Linked DNA regions of Homo sapiens: region 1 is linked to region 2. A link is an interaction called in ENCODE POLR2A ChIA-PET data of the cell type or tissue named here. Cell type or tissue: PC-3. All regions are shown on one strand. Each heading gives the region's core, and the rest is flanking DNA. Links, peaks and the distances in the headings are about the cores only. Region 1 overlaps LOC105369844 (a long non-coding RNA gene). Region 2 holds the start of LOC105369844 (a long non-coding RNA gene).

What was found. ChIA-PET counts read pairs that join two places held together with the same protein. Peaks named below come from ENCODE experiments on the same cell type or tissue, not always from the same donor. Only the 100,000 strongest peaks of a DNase experiment are listed, where the experiment ranks them.
Region 1: POLR2A ChIA-PET joins it to region 2 with 11 read pairs; 4 of 35 experiments call an interaction of 5 or more read pairs at or near these places.

The regions. Positions count from the first base shown.
Region 1 is chr12:75,747,346-75,755,468 of GRCh38, reverse strand. The region is part of intron 1 of LOC105369844 (a long non-coding RNA gene); the gene reads left to right. Among named protein-coding and RNA genes, the nearest start is that of KRR1, 240 kb to the right of the region's middle. In PC-3, for the core only: no CTCF peak of the experiment used is centred there; no DNase peak of the experiment used is centred there.
Region 2 is chr12:75,828,220-75,836,342 of GRCh38, reverse strand. LOC105369844 (a long non-coding RNA gene) reads left to right here and starts at 1,575. Exons shown (of 16, transcript XR_007063375.1): 1 at 1,575-1,810. In PC-3, for the core only: no CTCF peak of the experiment used is centred there; no DNase peak of the experiment used is centred there.

The DNA of each region.
Region 1 (8,123 bases), core at 3,355-5,854, 82 kb after region 2:
ACAGAACAGACATGTGTGTTGCCATGAATGGCCATGATGGTAAGGATGGAGTTGGGAGGATGGATAAAGATTTCAGGTGTGAGACAGGATGTAGTGTGTGTGTGTGTGTGTGTGTGTGTGTGTGTGTGTGTAAAAATCCAGAGCCCATCAAAAGACATCTGGTTTGCTTTGGTATTTCACTCACATAAGGAAATGTAAACAGAGGGCTCTGTTTGGATTGTGACTTTTAAAAGCTATCAGCCTATTTCAGGTATCAGGTAGTTTATAGTTTTGACATTGCCTCTACCGCACTGAGAGATATAAACCCTCTCAGGTGCAGCATTTTCACGTTTAGACTTTTTTCAGGATTCTGAGCCAGGGGAAATAAACTGAAGAAATTAAGTGGGGCCAACAGATTGTGCATAAAGATGGCCTCCTTCCTGGAAGTAAGAGTCAGGGAACTCCCTCTCTCCCAAACAAATGGGTTGATGTTCCCCACATTCACCATCAGGAGAATTTGAGTGAATTACTTCAGAAAGCTACTTCACAAGAACTTTGTGTGATGGTGACTTCCTTGATTACACATCTGTGAAATTCAGTGTGTCTGCAAACCACAAGGTTTAAACCACAGTGTTTAAAGCACACACATTTCATTGAGGTACAAATTGATTGGAATCCATAGCTTCCCTTTAGCTCCATACCAACCAATTTTTATTAGGATGCTTTGATTATATGTCTGACCTTTTTTTCTCCCCTCTGTCTTCCATCCTTTCCTCTCCTTAACTAGATAAAACAAGATAATATGTAAGAGAGAAACTTTTCTTTAAAGGCAAAGTACTATATCCACATCAGAATAATAACTTATTGATTTATTTAGCCACCCAAATTAACCTGCAACTTGGTCCCAAAAGCAAAACACACTCAGAAAAAAAAGGTTTTTAGACTTAAAACTTTTTTTCTTCCTTGTGAACTTTATCTTTGCAACTAAACATACTGAGAACATGTGCTTCATCTTTTCTGATACTTTGTTCCTTTGTGTTCTTACTGCACCAAATTGGACTGTGGCATCCCTGATTTTATAGCATTTCTATTGTCACTGCATCTGTAGCTTGGCTTACACCTCAAAGGGCTGAAGTGTGAGATGAACATCCTGCCTGAGCTATGGATGATGGTATGTCTAAGAAAGAAAATAACATGTTCTCTACATCTCATGACTGTCCTTGAATCATTTGATCACAGTTCATTTGTCTTTTTATTCACTGAGAAAACATTTCATAAATCTGTGTGAGATTTATTACGAGATTCATTAGTTTACCATTTCATCTATTTCATCTTCAACATTTTCACATTTTAAATCTAAGAAATATTAAAATTAAGAAAATAATCTCCTTTTCTTTAGACATGAAAGCTTCATGGCTATTTTTTTTTTTTTTTTGACACAGAGTCTCACTCTGTTGCCCGGGCTGGAGTGCAGTGGCGTGATCTCAGCTCACCGCACTCCACCTCCTGGGTTCAAGTGATTCTCCCGCCTCAGCCTTCTGAGTAGCTGGGATTACAAGTGCTCACCACCACACCTGGATAATTTTTGTATCTTTAGTAGAGACGGGGTTTCACCACGTTGGTCAGGCTGGCCTTGACCTCCTGACCTCATGATCTGCCCTCCTCGGCCTCCCAAAATGCTGGTATTGCAGGCATGAGCCACCGGGCCTGGCCCTCATTCATCCTTCCAAGACCCACATTAAATACCATTTCTTCCATGAAATATTTTCTAGCCCCATCACCCCAATCAGATATGAACCTTCTGAAACCCTAGTATATTAATTTACATCAATATTACAGAACATATATCACTACTAGCATTATTATATTGGTATACTTACTTTTGCTGATAGGTTGTGCAGCTGCAATGTTCCTGGCATTATGCTAGGCACTTAATTTACATTATTTCATTCAAATTTTAGGATTTCACATCAACTCTATGAACTACATAGAATCTCCATTTTATAATTTAAGACACCAAGTTTGAATAAGTTGCTCAAGGACAAGTCTTAGATTCAAATCCAGATCTATTTTCCACCAAAGCACATGCTTTCTCTATTAGACTATACTGCCTTTTGTGGTGAAAGGCTGTCTTACTTAGTTGTATGCCTCTTGTAACTCCTCAAACAATGAAAGTGATTTGTATGTAGTGGGCCTGGGAGGGTGTAGGCTGGGAGCTGCCAGCATATATCATGTATTATGTAAACCCTAAGATGGAGGTCAAAATGGAGGAGCACTGAACCAAGAAGAGAGACTAGGTCTGGGTGACATTACTTTAGCATCTGCATCAACCCAGTCCTATCTTTGAACTGTTCAAGTACATGAACCAGTATAGTCCAGTATGTATTGGATTTACTGTTTCATAATTTTTCTAAAACGATAGATCAGGGATATGTTGTAGGCTTTGATGTCACCAAGGTATTTGACAATTTGTTAAAATATGTTCATGGACAAGAAGGTGAATTGTAGGTTGTCTAATATATACTCAAATTATGTTTACCATTTCATCTATTTCATCTTCAACATTTTTACATTCTAAAATGTAAAATGATAGCACTCTGGAAAGGTTCTCTTTTTGGTATTTCACAAATCTTATCAATGCCTTAGAAGAAAATCTAGGTGAGCAAATATAAACTCTTATAGATCTTGAAAATAACGCTTGTACGTTGGATACCCAAATTCTAAATAGTCAGGAAGCACCTCATCCAATATGGTTATGGATAATGCACAGGAAAAAACCTAGGATGTTTAGGTTAGTGTTGGAAATCAGAGAGGAGGTGACAGAGTCTACCTGAGATTTTGCAGGGCAAGGTTAAAGGCAAGAAGCCAAGGCCAAAAAATACCCAGAGGCAGCATTAGCAATAAAACCATTCAGATATAGGTTCATATCATACTCTCGTCAATGAATAACTGTGGAACTTCAAGAAATTACTTAATCAATTACCCCTTGTTTCTGCACCTGTAGATACCTATCAACTGGGCTGTTGAGAAATAAGGAGGGCTGTTGAGGAATAACGCTTCCTATGTGGAAGTGTTAGATACACAGTAGATGCTCAATACATATGATTTGTTTGAAAGCATATTATGTACTAGGAGCTGGCTAATAATATGCTGGGAGCAAGGAGGGAAGGCCAAGGACCTGGGAGGCGGGGAAGCAGGAACAGTCATGAAGATGCATGAGTAATTCTGCAGAACATGATCTTTCTCATCTGGGAACAAATTTTTCCCCCATAACCTCTTAAGCGATCCACTTAGCACCTTGTAAGAAGGAAAGAACAAAGGTGATATAATCAATTTAACAAGGGTTAAATGTTAAGTTCCATAATAATAATAATAATAAAACCACCATTTAGATAATTATAGAACACAGTAAATTTGGTGGTGTAGATCAATAATAACTTGATTAGAGTTCATGGAATGATACTGTTTCTAAAATGTTTGGCATCCTTAGAATGTTTTGATAGAAGCAGAGGGTACATAGTCTAAGAATTATTAACTATCTTACTATTTGACCAGAGCAATTTAGCTGGAAACAATTTGATCAACATAACCTTGGTTGACATATTGATGCAGTTGAAATAGATATTTCCCAGTCATAGATTTTTGGAACATTGGTAATTTTTGTATCTAATTTTTAGCCATTGAATCTTACTCTGACTTAATTTTTCGAGTGAAAAGTTGGGACAACACCAGTGTTAATATTGGAATTCTTCATGGTTTTGAAGAGTACTTATCTTTTACTTATTATAAAAACAGAAACCCATTATAGAAAAGCTAGAAAATACAAGCAAAAGAACAACAACAAGAAATGCATCTTTTTGCCCACCCTTAGGTAACCACTGTTATTATCTTGGCTTATATCATTCCAGGTTCTTTTCCTTGCCTTTCATTGATCTGACAAAGGAAGGGACTGTGCTGCAAAGTAGTGAGCTCTCCGTTTTCAGAAGTTTTCAAGCAGAAGTAGGAAAATCTATCAGAGATGTGTCAGAGATATGGTATAAAAGAAAGGTTAAATTTTATAATGTCTAGTTTTTTTCAACTTTAGGATTCTAAGAAAAAAAACGATAAATGCCATTGTAATGCTCACAAGGATTGTTCATTTATATTGTATTTGTGGGATTCAGCTGAAAAATAACTTCTAAAATTCCAGCTCTGATTGGTAATTCATTCTGTCGTTTCTGAGGTATTGGCTTGAACGCCTATATTTGATTTCTGTGCTTGAGTAAACCCACCCACTGGCCAGACTGAACCCCAGTGTGTTTGACATTTTCCCTTTTGAACAGCATCCAGCATAATGTAGCTTACTGGAAAAAATCTACACAGTGTGACTCAGAAAGTCATGCAAGCATTTCTTTCTGTGGAATTCTTTATTTTTTTTTCCCAAAATGAAAATAGATCACATTATTTGAGGATAAACAAATCTGAAAGTGTTTCCAGTAATATCTTTTTATGTATAAGCTGCTGAAGATTAACTAGCAGTTCTTGGCTAAGATCTTGCTTCCTACCTAAATATCTCAGTAAATGCTGTCCTATTGAAATAAAATTCAACTTTTCAAAGTTTCCAACTGGAAATAGAAAATGAAGTCCTACTTCCCAGAAGGAGGAGTCATGCTTTCTTTTTGTTTAAAATGTCCGTAAATTATCCAACACAGGCCCAGCCACGCAGTGTACATTTAATGCCCTCTAAATGAAACTATGTAAGATAAAATTACAGCTTATGAAAAACCATGTAAGCTACATGGTTTAACAAGATCTGGATTCTTCTTCCTTTATCTTCCTTTGTTTTCTGATAAATTTCGGGAAATACTCCCAAATAAGCACATGTATTGTCAATACTCATAATTTAAAATTTATTATTTGTTTTAATTTTTATTTTAGGTTTGGGGGTACATGTGAAGGTTTGTTGTTACATAGATAAACATGTGTCATGGGAGTTTGTTGTACATATTATTACATCACCCAGGTAGTAAACCCAGTACCCTAATATTGTTTTTAAGGAGTTGTATTTTAGATATGTTTTTATAATTATTAATGGAGTGTTATTAGCTGAACATGCACATTTGAGATGTTCTTTAGGTAGAAGGATCTGTATGCAACTCGGCAAGTACTTTTAGAAGGTATTGACTATTGTAATGTTGGCAGTATAAAAGGAAGGAAGACAGGACCATAAGACTTGAGAGAATGGTAGTGGAAAAAGAAATAAGCTACAGAATGTTTGATCTGATCAATAAATAATAAAATAGTAGCTACATGTATTGAGTATCTACATTGTATATATTAGATACTAGGTTAGGTGGTTTGTATATACACTGCCTTTTATCGCCACCCTACAATACAGCATTATCATCTCCAATTTACGGGTGAATGTTCTGAAGCTGAGAAGAGCTGGGATTCATAGTTTGTCCCACGATAAAACTTACTTTCTTCAACCTATACCATGTTGTCTCAGACGTATCATAAATAAAACCAGGACAGACAAAGAATAAAAATGAAATCTTAAAATTCTCACAATGTAACAGTAAACAAAGTAAACAATCCAATTAGGAAATAGATAATAGACATGAAACATTTCACTGAAAAGATATACAGAAGGCAAATAAGCACATGAAAAGATGTTCTACATCGTCAGCCGTTAGGAACATGCAAATTAAAACCATAGTGAATTTAAAATTTAAATTAAATTAAAACCATACAGTACATCTATCAATGGCTAAAAAAAAAAAAAAAAAAATTAATGATGTAACCGTCCAATGGGTTCACTTTTCCCTCTGCCTAGACAGAGCCAATTTATCAAGACAGGGGAATTGCAATGGAGAAAGAGTAATTCACGCAGAGCCAGCTGTGCCGGAGACCAGAGTTTTATTGTTACTCAAATCAGTCTCCCCAAGCATTTGGGGATCAGAGTTTTATTTTTATTTTATTTTATTTTTTATTATACTTTAAGTTCTAGGGTACATGTGCACAACGTGCAGGTTTGTTACACATGTATACATGTGCCATGTTGGTGTGCTGCACCCAGTAACTCATCATTTACATTAGGTATATCTCCTAATGCTAACACTCCACCTTCCCCCAACCCCATGACAGGCCCTGGTGTGTGATGTTCCCCACCCTGTGTCCACGTGTTCTCATTGTTCAGTTCCCACCTATGAGTGAGAACATGTGGTGTTTGGTTTTCTGTCCTTGCGATAGTTTGCTCAGAATGATGGTTTCCAGCTTTATCCATGTCCCTGCAAAGGACATGAACTCATCCTTTTTTATGGCTGCATAGTATTCCATGGTGTATATGTGCCACATTTTCTTAATCCAGTCTATCATTGATGGACATTTGGGTTGATTCTAAGTCTTTGTTATTGTGAATAGTGCCACAATAACATACGTGTGCATGTGTCTTTATAGCAGCATGATGTATAATCCTTTGGGTATATACCCAGTAATGGGATGGCTGGGTCAAATGGTATTTCTAGTTCTAGATCCTTGAGGAATCGCCACAGTGTCTTCCACAATGGTTGAACTAGTTTACAGTCCCACCAACAGTGTAAAAGTGTTCCTATTTCTCCACATCCTCTCCAGCACCTGTTGTTTCCTGACTTTTTAGTGATCACCATTCTAACTGGTGTGAGATGGTATCTCATTGTGGTTTTGATTTGCACTTCTCTGATGGCCAGTGATGATGAGCATTTTTTCATGTGTCTGTTGGCTGCATAAATGTCTTCTTTTGAGAAGTGTCTGTTCATATACTTCAGCCACTTTTTGATGGGGTTGTTTGATTTTTTCTTGTGAATTTGTTTAAGTTCTTTGTAGATTCTGGATATTAGCCCTTTGTCAGATGGGTAGATTGTAAAAATTTTCTCCCATTCTGTAGGTTTCCTGTTCACTCTGATGGTAGTTTCTTTTGCTGTGCAGAAGCTCTTTAGTTTAATTAGATCTCGGAGATCAGAGTTTTAAAAGATAATTTGGCGGGTAGGGGCTTGGAAAGTGGGGAGTGCTGATTGGTCAGGTTGGAAATGGAATCAAAGGGGGTTGAAGTGAGTTTTTCTTAACGTCTTCTGTTCCTGGGTAGGATGGCAGAACGGGTTGGGCCAGATTACCAGTCTGGATGGTGTCAGCTGATCCGTCAAGTGCAGGGTCTGCAAAATATCTCAAGCACTGATCTTAAGCTTTACAATAGTGATGTTATTCCCAGAAGCAATTTGGGGAGGTTTAGACTCTTGGAGCCAGAGGCTGCATGACCCCTAAATTGTCATTTCTAATCTTGTAGCTAATTTGTTAGTCCTGCAAAGACTGGACATCAGGCAAGAAGGGGGTCTTTTCGGAAACGGCTGTTATCAATTTTGTTTTAGAGTCAAAACATGAACTGAGTTCTTTCCCAAAGTTAGTTTGGCCTGCACCCAGCAATGAGCAAGGACAGCTGAAGGTTTATAAGTAAGATAGAGTCAGTTAGGTCTGATTTCTTTCACTGTCATAATTTCCTCAGTTATAATTTTGCAAAGGCAGTTTCAGTGACATCACCCAGTGCTGGCAAGGATGTAGAGAAACTGGATCATTGTTACATTGCTGATGCTACAGAGATTCTGGAAAACAGTTTGCAGTTCCTTTAAAACTAAACATGTAATTACCATATGGCTCAGTAATTGTACTCCAGGGAATTTGTCCCAGAAAAATGGGAGCTTATGCTCACACACAAAACCTGTACACAAATGTTTAAATCAGCTTTATATATAATAGCCCGTAACTAAAAATGACTCAGATATTCTTCAACAGATGAATGGTCAAACTGTGGTATATCAGTACCATGGAATACTACTTATAAATAAAAAGAAATGAGTTACTGATACATGCAACAATCTGGATGAATCACCAAAGGATTATGCTGAGGTTTTTTTTTTTTTTTTTTTTTTGAGACGGAGTTTCGCTCTTGTTGCCCAGGCTGGAGTGCAATGGCGCAATCTCGGCTCACTGCAGCCTCCGCCTCCCAGGTTCAAGCAATTCTCCTGCCTCAGCCTCCCGAGAAGCTGGGATTACAGGCATGCACCACCACGCCCGGCTAATTTTGTACTTTTAGTAGAGATGGGGTTTCTCCATGTTGAGGCTGGTCTTGAACT
Region 2 (8,123 bases), core at 1,809-4,308:
TATGATGCTGCCAGCCCTTTTGTATATTTGTTGATAATTTTACCTTGGTCACTTGTTCTCTTATCTGGCATTATTGGGTTAGCCCCCACTGTGCCTGGTGTGGAGAGGGTAGAAGAGTCCTTAGAGGCCTGCAGAAAGGAATGATGGGATTTAATCGATGGCAAGATCTTTAGCCCTGTGGTCACTCATACATAAAGCCTGCTTGCAGCCCTCAGGCATGCAGGTAATATCAGAGACCATTTGAATTAGGAAGAAGGAAATTGAGTCCAGGAGGTGAGGCCAGTACCTCCATTTAGTGAGGTTTGAGTGGAGCTAGGACAGAGAGATATATATTAAGTTGACATTTTAAATCTAAAAAATGATATTCTGTGGACATCAGCGAGCACAGGCAGCTGGGTAAATTAGTAAAGTATATCATTGCCTGCCTCTCACATCTACAGTTCATAGTGTTCCTGTGATTACAGTATAGATCAGTTACATTGACAGATGTGGTCTGGCCAATAAAGTTACTGTGTTACGTGTACTGTCTATGGAATATTCAGTTTAGGTTGGTGTTCTCTGCCCTACCACTGTGATGTCAAGGTTTCTCAAGCTTGTCCCTCTTGATGTTTCAGGTCAGCAAAGCCTTTGTTGTGGGGAGCTGCCCTGTGCCCTGTAAAAGCAACATCCCTGGCCATGACCCACTAGATGCCAATAGTATTATCCATTATGACAACCAAACATGTCCCCAGACAGTGCGAAATATCTATCCACTAGCATGGCAAAAGTGCCCTCCTCCCCATCTAAGAACCACCATATCAGATTCACAGTGACCCATAGGATTAAAAGAATGTATGAGTTTGTGCATGTTTATGTGCACACATACATACATACACATACACACATCCCCAAGTTGGGCTGATACGTTGAATAGGGTCTTTAAGCATCTGTGCATCATGTTCTGAGGTTTCTCCTTTAGTTATTTTCCATTAGTATAAATATAAGAGTGAATCGGCTAGGCACAGTGGCTCACGCCTGTAATCCCAGCACTTTGGGAGACCAAGGCGGACAGATCACGAAGTCAGGAGTTCAAGACCAGCCTGACCAACATGGTGAAACCCTATCTCTATTAAAAATACAAAAATTAGCTGGGAGTGGTGGTGCATGCCTGTAATCCCAGCTACTCAGGAGGCCGAGGCAGGAGAATTGCTTAAACCCAGGAGGCGGAGGTTGCAGGTAGCCGAGTTCCTACCACTGCACTCCAGCCTGGGCTACAGAGCAAAACTCCGTATTAAAAAAAAAAAAAAAAAAAAAAAAGAATCGATCCTCATTGGCTCAGATTTCTAGAACGAACCCTTCCTTTCTCCATTTTTGAAACAAAATGCCCACAATGCATCTATTCCCATGCATCATATTTCCATAGAGGAACAGGCACAAGGAACAGGAAATTTACTCCATGCCTTAGGAAGGCAGATATGGGAAGGAATACTTCCAGGTTCTCTTGGCCTCTTTAGTCATGCTCATTGGAGCAGGACTTTGGTGACTAATGAGTTTGATTAATGAACATCCTCTGTTACGCTCCTGCATGTCTGTTTATTCCTGTCTGTCAGCCCACTAAAAGGGTGCATTCTCATCCCCTTTCTGCCATGAAGCAAGTTGCTGCTCTGGGCAATGTCTGTGGACAGCGAGTGATGCCAGTGATTAGGGGGTAAGGCTGTATGATGGGGTGGCACATAAGGAAGCTACTGAGGCTGCAACGTGGAGATACACCCTTCAGTTTCGCTTCGATCAACAATACGTGTGTTATGATCTTCACTGGGCTCGGATTCAGGTCTGTCTGTCTGTTGGTTGTGAGCTTGGTTAGGGCAGAAAGCTGTTATTTATTAAAGGGCCATCTACCTTTAAACTCCAAGTAAAAGGACTGACTGTCTCATAAACATCAATGTGAAAGATGCCAATAGATTTTTTTTTTTTTTCAGTAGGGTCTTGCTCTATTGCCTAGGTTGGAGTACAGTGGTGTGATCACAGCTCACTGTAGCCTCGACTTCACAGGCTCAAGTGATCCTCTCACCTCAGCCTCCTGAGTAGCTGGGACTACAGGTATGCAGCACCATGCCTGGCTGATTTTTGTATTTTTTTGTAGAGATGGGGTTTTGCCATGTTGTCCAGGCTGGTCTCGAACTCCTGGGCTCAAGCAATCCTCCCATTTGGCCTCCCAAAGTGCTGAGATTATAGGTAGGAGTCACCATGCCCAGCCAAGATTTTAATATAACAAATATTCAAAGTTTTTCTGAATCCTGACAGCCAGAACTTTTAACCATATGTTCTAACTTTCAGGTAATTTTGTACACTGACAACTGATGTTCCAAAGAGACAGCAGAGTGTTGAGATAAAGATTATGAGCTTTGAAATCAATAAGACATGACAACAGTTCCCAGCTTGACCCTTTATGAATAGCTTTGGGTTAATTACTCAAGTAGCTTTGGGTAAAGTGAGGTCATGTACATGAAGTGCTTGCATGGTGCCTGGCACAGAGTGGGTGCTCAATAGAAGCTAGCTGCCATTTACCTTCCCCATGCCACACGACTCCAAGTTAGCCAGAGTGATCAGTCCCTCATAACAGCCATCTATTATGGCCATTAACATTTGTATTATTCTTTATACCTATTGAATGCATTTGCATATACAGTTTGATTTCTCTAAATCGCTGCGTGAACATGTGAGGTAGGTGCATGGGTGGAAGTGATCCTATGTCACAGATGAGCAAAAGCGGCTCAGATGGTTGACTGATTTGCCCCAGGTCAGTAGAGTCAGGTCTCAAACTCAGGTAGGATTCTAAATCCAGCACTCTTTCTTACAATGACATGACAAAGATTGTCATGTCTTACAACATTGTGTCATTCTGTTTGAGAAGAATGTTGGCATTTACTGGCTATTCTGACAGATAGGGAAATTGGAAGACAGAGTATATGCATATAAAATCCAAAGTAAGTGTTAGAATAACTTTTGGATATGTGTCCTTACATTATTTAAATATTGCTTCCCCACTAGGGCCTTTCCCTATAATGTTTTCTTTTCCTAAATGTTTACTTTCTCCATTCATTCATTCATTCATTCATTCACTCATTTATCATGAACATTTCTTGAATCTCTATTATGTATATCAAGCAGCATAACAGGGTCTGAGAGTACAAAAAACCCAAGATGGGACCTCTGCCCTCTTAGCATTGCTGGGGAGAAAGCTGTTCAGACCAATAATCATAATTACTGTGTGATGGTTTCCATGGAGGAGGAATATACCAGGTGCAAGGCAGCTCAGAGGAAGGAGTGATGGAGGAAGCCTGGAGTAGGTGAGGTCAGAGGTAGAGGCTTCTCAGAGAAGATGCTTGAATCGGGCACTGACAAGGGAGGAAGATCTGGTTACTCCTCTGAGCCTCAGCCATTCATCTGTGAAAATGATAATATTAATAACTACCTCATATGGTTGTTAATGTCTGTAAAGTGCTTAGATCCATGCATGGCAAATAGTAAGCCCTCTATTAATTGATAAATGGTGGCTGTTATTACTATCACAATTCCATTCAGGAAAAAAAATTCTATTTATTTATTTTAAAAAAATTATTTGTTTTTTTGAGACAGTCTTGCTTTGCTGCCCAGGCTGGAATGTAGTGGCAGAATCATGGCTCTCTGTATCCTTGACCTCCCAGGCTCAAGCGATCCTCCCATCTCAGCCTCCTAGGTAGCTGGGACCACAGATGTGTGCCACCACACCCAGCTAATTTTTAAGTGTTTTTTTGTAGAGATGGGTGTCTCACTATCTTGCCCAGGCTGGTCTTGAACTCCAGGGCTCAAGCAGTCCACCTGCCTCAGTCTCCCAAAGTGTTGGGATTACAGGCATGAGCCACCTCACCCAGCCAAGCCATTTCATTTTATAAATCAGACTTCACACAGGACAGTAGGATAAAGCAAATACCTTCAAATTCTTTACATGTTGTTTCCAGAGATGAGCTTAAAATGGCACATGTATTAGAGCCTCAATCCTAAGTAGTACCAAGGAGAATAATCTTTAAATTTTATTTATAAAAGTTTGAAATAACATGTTCCTGACCTCTTCTTTCTCTTCCTTTTCTTTCTTCTATTGTTTGTGACAGGCAATATTAAAATGGAGCTTTTCTAGTTTCCTGTCCAGAAGCTCTGCTGTTCTGCCCAAAGTGTTTCTGGTATATCTGAGGTAGTTAATCTTAGTGTGTCTTTTTCCCCTAACCTTTGGGATCTGGTTAACCTTTGCAAAATTTTGTTCCTTCACCATGGACATTTACATGTTTAATTGCAATGAGAAAACTTGGGAGTCACATGGCTTAATCCTTAAAAGCAAACTTGGTCCACAGGCAAATGGTTTCTCAGGGCAGTGCACTTCTGAAAGTCCTGAAGCTACCCTAGGCCTTTGTGAAACAGCTTTCTGTTAACTAACCATATTTATATATTTATTATTCAATTTTCTCTACTTTCTTAAACTGCCTCAATAAAGCAGAGCTATAGGCATTGGAGGTGTACGTATATGCTGTGGAAGGCATTGTGGAGAATCTTGCTGATTTCATGTTGTGCAGTAGTCAGTCAGGGATGAAATGACAACTCAAGAAAGACTCCTGAGAAAAATCATGACTAGGGTCACTTTGTTATGGCTTTTCTGGGAATATGGATTCAGATAAGCCAGTGGCCTAACATGAACTTAGCCCAGCATTTTATCTTACTTCCTCTTTGATAACAGTTCACGTCTCCAAAATCCATCATAGACAGCATGGCTCAATTGGAATTTTAAATATCCAGAATGCGTTAGTGTGACAGCTGTATCACATTTCTTCCCTTGAGAGAGAAAATGGTAGGCTGCCAATAGCAACACTGTTAACATTAGTGGGGCCAAAAGATAGACCACTTGAGGGAAAGTCTCAAAGCTTTGTGAATTAGGCATACATGAACAGAGGGGGTCTGTTTAGCCCTCTCTCAGGCTCCTAATTTGAATGTGTTACTCTTCTTCTTTACTTCCTCGGCTTATCTGATGATACTTTTGATGTGAAATTAAAAAAAAGTTGATGTTCATACATAATTACAACATATAAACTTGTCCTTTAAAAGCAATTACATTTTAAAATCACTACCTATTCTATTGGTGATGCTAATCTGATATTTTAAATTTTAATATAGTTTATTTTTAATTACATAATTGTCAGTTTTAACAAAACTAAAATTGCGCCAGAGGCAATGAAGGCTGATTTTCAAAGGAATTAGGTATTCTGGCAGTTACTGTGCAATATGTCCGCTACTGGAATTAATAGAAAAATACCTGTCTTACTTTTGATTGTATGGTGTATTGTTTGTACTGCCAAATCGGTGAACCTGTAAAAGATATGATACCATTAGGTGTGAGATTTAATGAAACTTTATTTCTATTATTACTATTATTGTCAATAACATTTAAGAAATAGGTTTCATTTCCAAAGAATAACTTGTCTTTGCTTTTCAAAGCTATTTTACTGTATACTTCAAAGATGCTAAAACTAAGTTATACAAATATCTAAAGACAATGGAAGTCAAGATCAGCATAAATATTTTACAAGGTAGAGAAGAGATATATTAATATCTTCTATTAGATTAAAACACTTGAACTTTTGAATAGGAAGTCCTTTCTCCATTGCTTGTTTTTGTCAGCTTTGTTGAAGATCAGATGGTTGTAGGTGTGCAGCCTCATTTCTGGGCTCTCTATTCTCTTCCATTGGTCTACTGTCTATTTTTGTGCCAGTACCATGCTGCTTCTGTTACTGTAGCCCTGTAGTATAGTTTGAAGATATCAAGTAACACGATGCTTCAGCTTTGTTCTTTTTGCTTACAATTGCCTTACCAGTTTGGGTTTTTTTTTTTTCTCCATATGATTTTAAAATAGTTTTTTCTACTTCTGTGAAAAAAACTGTCATTGGTAGTTTGACAGGAATAGCACTGAATCTATAAATTGCTTTGGGAAATATGGCCTTTTTAATAACATTGATTGTTCTGATCCACAAGCGTCAAATGATTTTCCATTTGTTTGTTTCATCTCTGATTTCTTTGAGCAATGTTTTGTAATTCACACTGGAGAGATCTTGCACCTTCTTGGTTAGCTGTATTCCTTGGTATTTTACTCTTTTTGTTGCAATTGTGAATGAGATTGTGTTCCTTATTTGGCTCTCAGCTTGGCTGTTGTTGATGCATAGGAACGCTAGTGATTTTTGTACCTTGATTTTGTAACCTGAAACTTTGCTGAAGTTGTTTACTAGCCAAAGGAGTTTTTGGGCCGAGACTGTGGGATTTTCTAGATATAGAATCATGTCATCAGCAAACAGGGATAGTTTGACTTCCTCTCTTCCTATTTGGGTGCACTTTATTTTTTTTCTCTTGCCTGATTGCTCTGGCCAGGACTTTCAATACTACGTTGAATAGGAGTGGTAAGTGAGGGCATCCTTATCTTGTGCCGGTTTTCATGGGGAATGCTTCTAGATTTTGCCCAATTAGTATGATGTTGGCTGTGGGTTTTTCATAGACAGCTCTTATTATTTTGAGATATGTTCCTTCAATACCTAGTTTATTGAGAGTTTTTAACTTAAGAGCTTTTACACAGCAAAATAAATTATCAATAAACAGACAACCTACAGAATGGGAAAAAATGATTGCAAACTATGCACCTGATGAAGTTCTAATATCTAGCATCTATAAGGAAATTAATAAATTTACAAGGAAAAAACAAATGACCCCATTAAAAAGTGGCCAAAGGACATGAACAGGCTCTTTTCCGAAGAAGACATGAATGTGGACAAGAAGTGTCTGAAAAAAGCTCAATATCACTGACCATTGGAGCAAATGCAAATCAAAACCACAATAAGATGCCATCTCACACCAATCAGAATGGCTATTATTAAAAAGTAAAAAAAAAAAAAAGTGCTGGTAAGGTTGCAGAGAAAAGGGAACACTTATACACTGTTGATGGGAGTGTAAATTAGCTCAACCACTGTGGAAAACAGTGTGGCTTTTTCCTCAAAGAGCTAAAAACAGAACTACCATTCAACCCAGCAATCCCATTACTGGGTAGATACCCAGAGGAATATAAATCGTTCTACCATAAAGACACATACATGCGTATGTTCATTGAAGCATTATTCACAATAGCAAAGACCCAGAATCAACCTAAATGCCCATCAGTGCTAGACTGGGTAAAGAAAATGTGGTACATATATACCATGGAATACTACACGGCCATAAAAAAGAATGAGATCATGTCTTTTGCAGGAACATGGTTGGAGCTGGAGGCCATCATCCTTAGCAAACTAATGCAGGAACAAAAAGCCAGATACCACATATTCTCACTTATAAGTGGGAGCTAAATGATGAGAACACATGGACACAACAGACACTGGGGTCTACTTGAGGGTGGAAGGTAGAGGGTGGGAGGAGGGAGAAGATCAGAAAAAATAACTAATGAGTACTAGGCTTAGTACCTGGGTGATGAAATAATCTGTACAACAAATCCCTGTGACATGAGTTTACCTCTATAACAAACCTGCATGCGTACCCTGAACCTAAAATAAAAGTTAAAAAATACTTGAAGATTTGTTTTAGAATTTAGCTGTTTTTTGTGCATAAAATTGCTTATAAGTTAATTGCTTGATAACAGCAGAAAGACTACTTCATTTTAAACCCCTCCAAGCAGCAGAAAGAGCAAGAAGCAAAAAGACTCATATGTAAGATAGGTATGTTTGGGGAGGTAAAATATGCTTTATTATTAAAAGCTCAAACTTCAGCTCTGGAATTAGGCTTTGCTTCAAGTTCAGCACCACCATTTACTAATTGTGAAATTAGAAAAGGTGTTTGATCTCTATTAGCTTCAGTTTCCTCTTCAGTAAAAATGGAACTAATAAAGCCATTTCATATAGTTAGAAAAAAAAAAACTACGATGCTTAACAGACAGCTTAATAATAATAAGCATGCAATGAATGATAGTTCTTATTGATATTATTTTGGATGGGAGGTTTAAGTGTGCCAAGTGTGCTAAGATCTTGTTGATATTATTTTGGGTGAGGGGATTTAAGTGTACCATGAAACAAAATCTCATTAATTAA